2 separate regions of the Homo sapiens genome follow, and region 2 is linked to region 1. A link is a contact called in ENCODE Hi-C data. All regions are on one chromosome and are shown on one strand. The core of a region is the stretch at or near the end of the contact, and the rest is flanking DNA. Distances in the headings are between cores, read along the strand shown.

Region 1 (3,165 bases), core at 464-2,963:
AATCACAACTGTATGTCTATAGGACATCCTAATGCAATAATGGGAAAATGTGATAACTGAATTTTATCTACATGTATAGAAAACATATTTTGGGCCGGGCATGGTGGCTCAAGCTTGTAATCCCAGCACTTTGGGAGGCCGAGGCTGGCGGATCACAAGGTCAGGAAATCGAGACCATCCTGGCTAACACGGTGAAACCCTGTCTCTACTAAAAATACAAAAAATTAGCCGGGCGTAGTGGTGGGCGCCTGTAGTCCCAGCTACTCGGGAGGCTGAGGCAGGAGAATGGCGTGAACCCGGCAGGCGGAGCTTGCAGTGAGCCGAGATTGCGCCACTGCACTCCAGCCTGGATGACAGAGCCAGACTCCATCTCAAAAAAAAAAAAAAAAAAGAAAAAGTAAAGAAAACATATTTTGTATGTTTTTTATGTGTCTTAGAAACCAAGTGGACTAGGTATAATGGTTCTTTTTTTTTTTAACTCAGCAGCACAGTTAATGGCACAAACAGATAAAGATGGTGGCTAAAGCCATTTGGTGTAGATGAATCCAGAAAACAAGTACATTTATGAATTATTTTACCCTATTGGAAAATGGCTACTATATGTGGAAAGTAGAGGGGAAGAGAAATGAACTTGTGAATTATCTACTCTATTCTACCAAAGAAAGATACATATATCATTTCAGGGTTTTCCAAAGTTGGGATGCAAAGGATCATGTTTCATTTTAATTTATGTATTTATTTTTGAGATTGTCTTCTATGTATTGCAAGTGATACTGGTTTTACCATGCACTGTACCACTACGAGGGTTCCTTTCAAAACACATTCATATAAATTAAAAAATCAGTTTAAATAAAAACATCAAGTCAATAGTAGTACATAGATATGATAAAAGTTTGCAAAAGTGGCACAGGAATAGTCATTGGGTGGTGATGTTCCCTGATTTTTTTAGTCCCTGAAGCACCCAGCGCCAAGGGTACTGTTCTTCCTGCTTAACACAGGAGCAAACAGATGCTCACACCCTGCCCAAGAACACAGAGGCTCAGGGACTGAACCAGAAGAAATGATCCATTAACCATGTAAATGAACAGAGAGCCTGGATGTCAGAGTGAGGAGGCCAGCTCGGGTCGCTGTGGAGAAAGAGATGGGCTCTCCCTGGAATCCCTGCAGCTGCCCTTAGAGGCTGTGAGCCATCGTGGCTAGGGCATCTTTAGAGAACTGAAAGTCAGGCCGATTCCTGGAGAGTGAAGAATAGCACACGTGCCTTCAAAACAGTGTCAGTATCCTGTCCCTTACGGACGTCATATTGTTGGTGGGTTTTCCTGGGTGGGAGATCACCCAGTATCTGGTTGGCATTACTGATGGGTTCCCAGAGCTGTCTTTTGGTTCAAAGTCCTGCCCTCGGTCCCAGCTGCCCCCAGCACAGGTGTCACCTTGGAGTCAGGGGCGGGTTTGTCATAGCCCATGGGTCCTGGCCCTGCCCTTTATCATGTTTGACATGATTTTCAGTCTACTTTTCCTTCAGGATGTAATTTAGAAAATATGATTTCAGAATTGTGAAATTTAAAAACCCTAGAAAACCTCTTTGCTTTGCTTGTAAATAGCAGTTGATGCAGCCCTGTGGACAGGCGGGAACAGCCATGTGACGTGGGCACTGAGATGATTTGGGAGATTGAATGCTCCTCAGTGGGGCTAGAGGCCACAGGAGTGATAGGTTACTGTAAAGAAAGCAAAAAAGATGCAAAAGCCTACATGACAAACCAGGCACGACACAAAGGAGAGGCTTGAGAAGAGGAAGTGAAGGAGGGAGAGGATTCCACAAGACCGAAGTGCCCAAGGAGACATGGAGGGAAGAGAGGGCTCTTCACAGAGCTGAGTTTAGAGACCACCCTCCATGGTTCTGGAAGGAAACCAGCCAGCTTTCATATGTGGTGACAGGCTGTTCATTAATTTGTAGTGTACAGCATTAAATAAATGAAGTATGTAGAGAACATTAGGAAACAATATAAAAAGGTAGGGGAATTCGTGGATAAAGGGAATAACCTGGGTACCATATTTCATCACATTATTCCATGGGAATAAGTCATCAGTGCAAAGGACTGTAAGGAGTGCACAGCAGGAAATGAAAAGACAGAAGCAGTGGGGCCGAGAGGAGGAAATGGAGTTGCTGAAATGCAGGGTGAGCAGCAGGGGCGGAGAGTGCCCTGTGGGTAAGGCACACCTCAGAAGGGACAGGTCCAGGCCCTCTCCTCCCTGGCCTGGAGCTTCTGGCAAGGCTTTTCTTCTCTGAGCCTCACTTTCCTCTTTTGAAGGTGGCAATAGTAACTGAACCTGCATCACAGAATGGCCTTGAGGGTTAGATGGAACATATATAGACATAATTTGTTGAAGACAGAGTAGCAAAGACACAAAGTAAAAAGGACAGAAAAAAGAAATGCAACTTGTGCAAAATAGAACTTTCAAAGATTTACAAGAAGGGTAAATGAAGCTATCGTAGCTTCACTTGGGAAAAGGGAGAGAACAGATGACCAGCACCAAGGATAGAAGAGGGATTTCTTACTTTAAAAAAAATGGTCCAAAGAATAAACAAACTGAAAACAGCCAAAAGAGAAAGGAAGAATTTGTTAGAATAGGGCAAGACTAAAGGACAGAGTAAGGGTGCTGGCCGCCACCTGACTCAAGTTCAAGTCGAGCTGCCACTGTTGAAATTTCAAGGAGAAATGGTGAGAAGCTAAAAGATGCAAAAAAAAAAAAAAAGTGGGAAATTATTTGCTAATAATAGATTGCAAGAGTGTCTGCTTTAGAAAGTGACAAGGAACACTTTTGGAAAGCTGTGAGCTGTTATGACCACTGGCATCCTTCAGTTTTAGACAAATCTAATCTCAACAAGGATAACAGACCATATTAATAAACAAATTGATGGGAATGGTGGAAATCAGTTCCCTATGAGGAGGGTGCAAAGTTATACTGATTGGTGAGTCACTCCCAGAATAAACAAATAATGGTTTCACACCTCATTGCTTCATTCAGTGTGGAAGGAACATTCTAGGTTTGTGTGTAAGTTTGGGGAGAAGGAGACAGAGCCAGAGGGCAGAGCAGCCCTGCAGCCCTCAGTTGGCCTCCATTTTCTTCCCGGTCTGAAGAAAATGAAACAAAGGATTTAAAGTG
Region 2 (2,954 bases), core at 277-2,776, 5.2 Mb after region 1:
AATAACCAAAATGCATAACGTGAACCAGCAACAGGAACTCCCTCCACGACAGGCCATGATGGAACCTCAAAGAGAAAAATGCTATGATTATATAAACTTCACACATTGGGGCTTTAAGAACATACTCTGAAGTCTGTGAAAACAAATAAACCTAAAAGCTGTTGGAACCCCCCCCCAAAACACTTCAAGCTTTGAGAGAAATGTGACTGTGATCTGAGTCACATATGGTTACAATTTATGTTTCTCAGATTATAGATAACTCATTTTCTTCTTTTTCTTGCTCTGTACATTGACTAAAGGGAAACCATGTCAGGGTCAAAAGCCTCCCGCCCTCTGAATTAATGACCCTTGTTGTAGATTAACTCCCCCTTCATTGCCCTGCTTCGCTTAGACCAGGTGAAAGAAAACCCAGGACTATTACACCCTCTGTTAAGAAAATGTTAAATATCCCCTCCCCAAAAAGAAACATCACCTAGAGCCAATCAAATTGCTATAACATACACACCAACCTTGTATGAATAATGTTGTAATCCTGCTAAAAACTCCACTGTCTCAGCCCACATAAATGAAGCCTTCACTTCCTACTTCGGAAAACTGACTCCATTTCTTCGGAGTTGGTGTTTCTGGGTGGCCTACCTCACACTTTGTACTTATTTAAATGCTCTTTAAATCATATTCTGACCCCTTTCATTATTTTAGGTTGGCAAGTCAATCTGCTGAGGTTTGAATGCTAGGTCCGACTGCAGAAAATCTTGAGAAAGCCCCAGTCTCCTGAGCCACAGTCCACTCATCTGCAAAATGGACAGGAGGGCAGCACGGAGCCTGGGGCAGGGGTGGGAAGGCTGCACAGATGAAACACCATGTGCTTACTTAAAACAATGCTGCCACACAACAAGCACCTGCTAAGTGCTGGTTATCACATTGCCACCATCATCTGGAGAAATAAAATAAGGTTGGAAAGTTTTAAAAAAATACTCAAACATAAGATGTTTCAAAAAAAAAAAAAGGACTTAAAAAAACCCCATATGCTAGCAAGAAGGCTCTTATGTCTGTTTATATTTCAATCGTTGGCTTGACTTCCAATCTGAAAATTCCGATTCTTCAGGACCCATCTAACACCAACCCCACCCAAAATGAGTGCCCCATTAGAAAATACTGGAATATTGTGGGGATGGGAAAAGGAAGGGGCCAAGTAACTCTGCCCAGCCACAACAGAACAAAACACATACATAAGAAAGACATGCTGGATGCTGACTGATTTGCATTTTGTAAGGAGCTGCTGCAACCTACACACAACCACAAGGGCAGGACCGTCCGCAGAGAATGGCAGAATGGAAGGTGGAGCAAATGAGAGGGTGTGTAGAGCCTCTGAACAACTCAGGCCCGGGGCCTCCAACAGGAGGACTCCTAACCATGCCAGATAATGAACTTCCTCCAAGTCTGCACTACTTGAATTGGGTTTCCTATCACTGAGGGCCAAAGACGTTCTAATCAATATGCGGTTTAGTAAGTACTCTGTGGGGCATTGCAAGTACAGACAGACAAGAAAACCCTTCAACAGAGGGTGGAATGGCGTTGCGTGGGGTTGGGAGGAGGGGAAATTAGGTATTTGTCAAAAAGTACAAAGTTTCAGTTATGCAAATCAGTGAGTCCTAGAGGGCTGCTGTGCCACAGAGGTCCTGCAGTTAACACTACTCTACTGTGTACTTAGAAATCTGCTAAGGGGTAGACCTTATGACACACAATAATAATAATAATAATAACCAGACAGCAGGAGGAAACTTTTAGAGGCTTATGGCATAAATTGTGGAGGTGGTTTCATAGGTGCATGCTTATCTCCAAACTCATCAAGCTGTATACATTAATTATGTTCAGCTTGTTGTATGTCAAAAAAAATTAAATACAAAAGAATGAATTTTAAGAAAAAGAATATCCTTCATATTTTTAATATGTTCCTTAAACTTCCATCAGACAACTAAATGAAAACTCATACAAATAATGTGTTTCTCACCTGCTAACCTGTTCAGGTGTGCACACCTGCAGGGGTGACAGATGATGCTTTAATCGGGGAGAGGACCCTGCCACCCCAGAGACACCCTGCTAATGCCAATTCCAATCATCTCTGCTCAGCCTCCAGAGAGCCCAGGCATCCCTGTCCAGAGGCTACTGTGCTGTGTCAGGTGCTGTAAAGTCTCTTCACTTCCCAGATCCACCCACCCATCCATCCATGTCCAACCCCAGGCTCCTTGCAGACAAAGACCCAAAAGACAGAGTAAAAACTTCAGACTACATACAGCCTCAAACACAGCATGGCTACAGGGTGAACACCAAACCCTGGCATCATTATCATTAGTAAAGCTGACTGACAAAGAGCTATTTTAGTGTTCTGAGCCCTCTTCAGCAATAATAACGCAGAGTTGCTAAAAACCAAAGAAGAAAGCAAAGGAAAGGTCAGTGTTCAAGGTTAGCGACAAGATAGCCTCACTGAAAAGTTTAATACCATCCTGCATTTCCTTCTGAAGACCTAATTATATTAATTTTATTTGTGCCCAAAGCTTTGCAAACAACTTGAGCTATATATAAGTCACTAAGTATCCAGTGGATAGTAACGGTTTTTTAGTCTGCTCCCTCATCATCAGAGGGAGCCTCTGATGGCTTCAATGGGAGCCTGAGCCATCCATCAAAACAAGAACCATACACACAACTGAATTCAGATAAACAGGGTGGAGTTTAAAAAGGTACTGATTCTAGTGGTGACAATCATCACTAAATAAATCCACTTCCACTCTTGGCAGCTTCTCTGAATACATCACTAGGTCATGCTGACACTCAGAAAGGGACCAGAGACTCCTAATTAGGATGCCTACCCTTCCCATCTTATGGAGGAAGGTGAGCACTGCCCATTAGCAAGCCCCTGAGAGCAGCCGCTGACCGTGCCATTGGGCCGACCAACA

What was found. Hi-C counts contacts between places; a loop is a spot of excess contacts on that map. Pooled maps may share reads with other maps.
Region 2: a pooled map shows a loop between it and region 1 (3-fold over the local background). The contact joins two enhancer-like sites. A Hi-C loop is called at or near these places in 3 of 37 single-sample maps with no recorded cell type and 2 of 50 pooled maps.

The regions. Positions count from the first base shown.
Region 1 is chr7:50,328,700-50,331,864 of GRCh38, forward strand. The region is part of intron 3 of IKZF1 (IKAROS family zinc finger 1); the gene reads left to right. Among named protein-coding and RNA genes, the nearest start is that of IKZF1, 26 kb to the left of the region's middle. Within about 2 kb of position 1,714, at least 8 of the 41 ENCODE cell types and tissues checked have a DNase peak (open chromatin) inside an H3K27ac peak, as active enhancers do.
Region 2 is chr7:55,556,470-55,559,423 of GRCh38, forward strand. All of the region lies in intron 1 of VOPP1 (VOPP1 WW domain binding protein), which reads right to left. Among named protein-coding and RNA genes, the nearest start is that of VOPP1, 15 kb to the right of the region's middle. Within about 2 kb of position 1,527, at least 3 of the 41 ENCODE cell types and tissues checked have a DNase peak (open chromatin) inside an H3K27ac peak, as active enhancers do.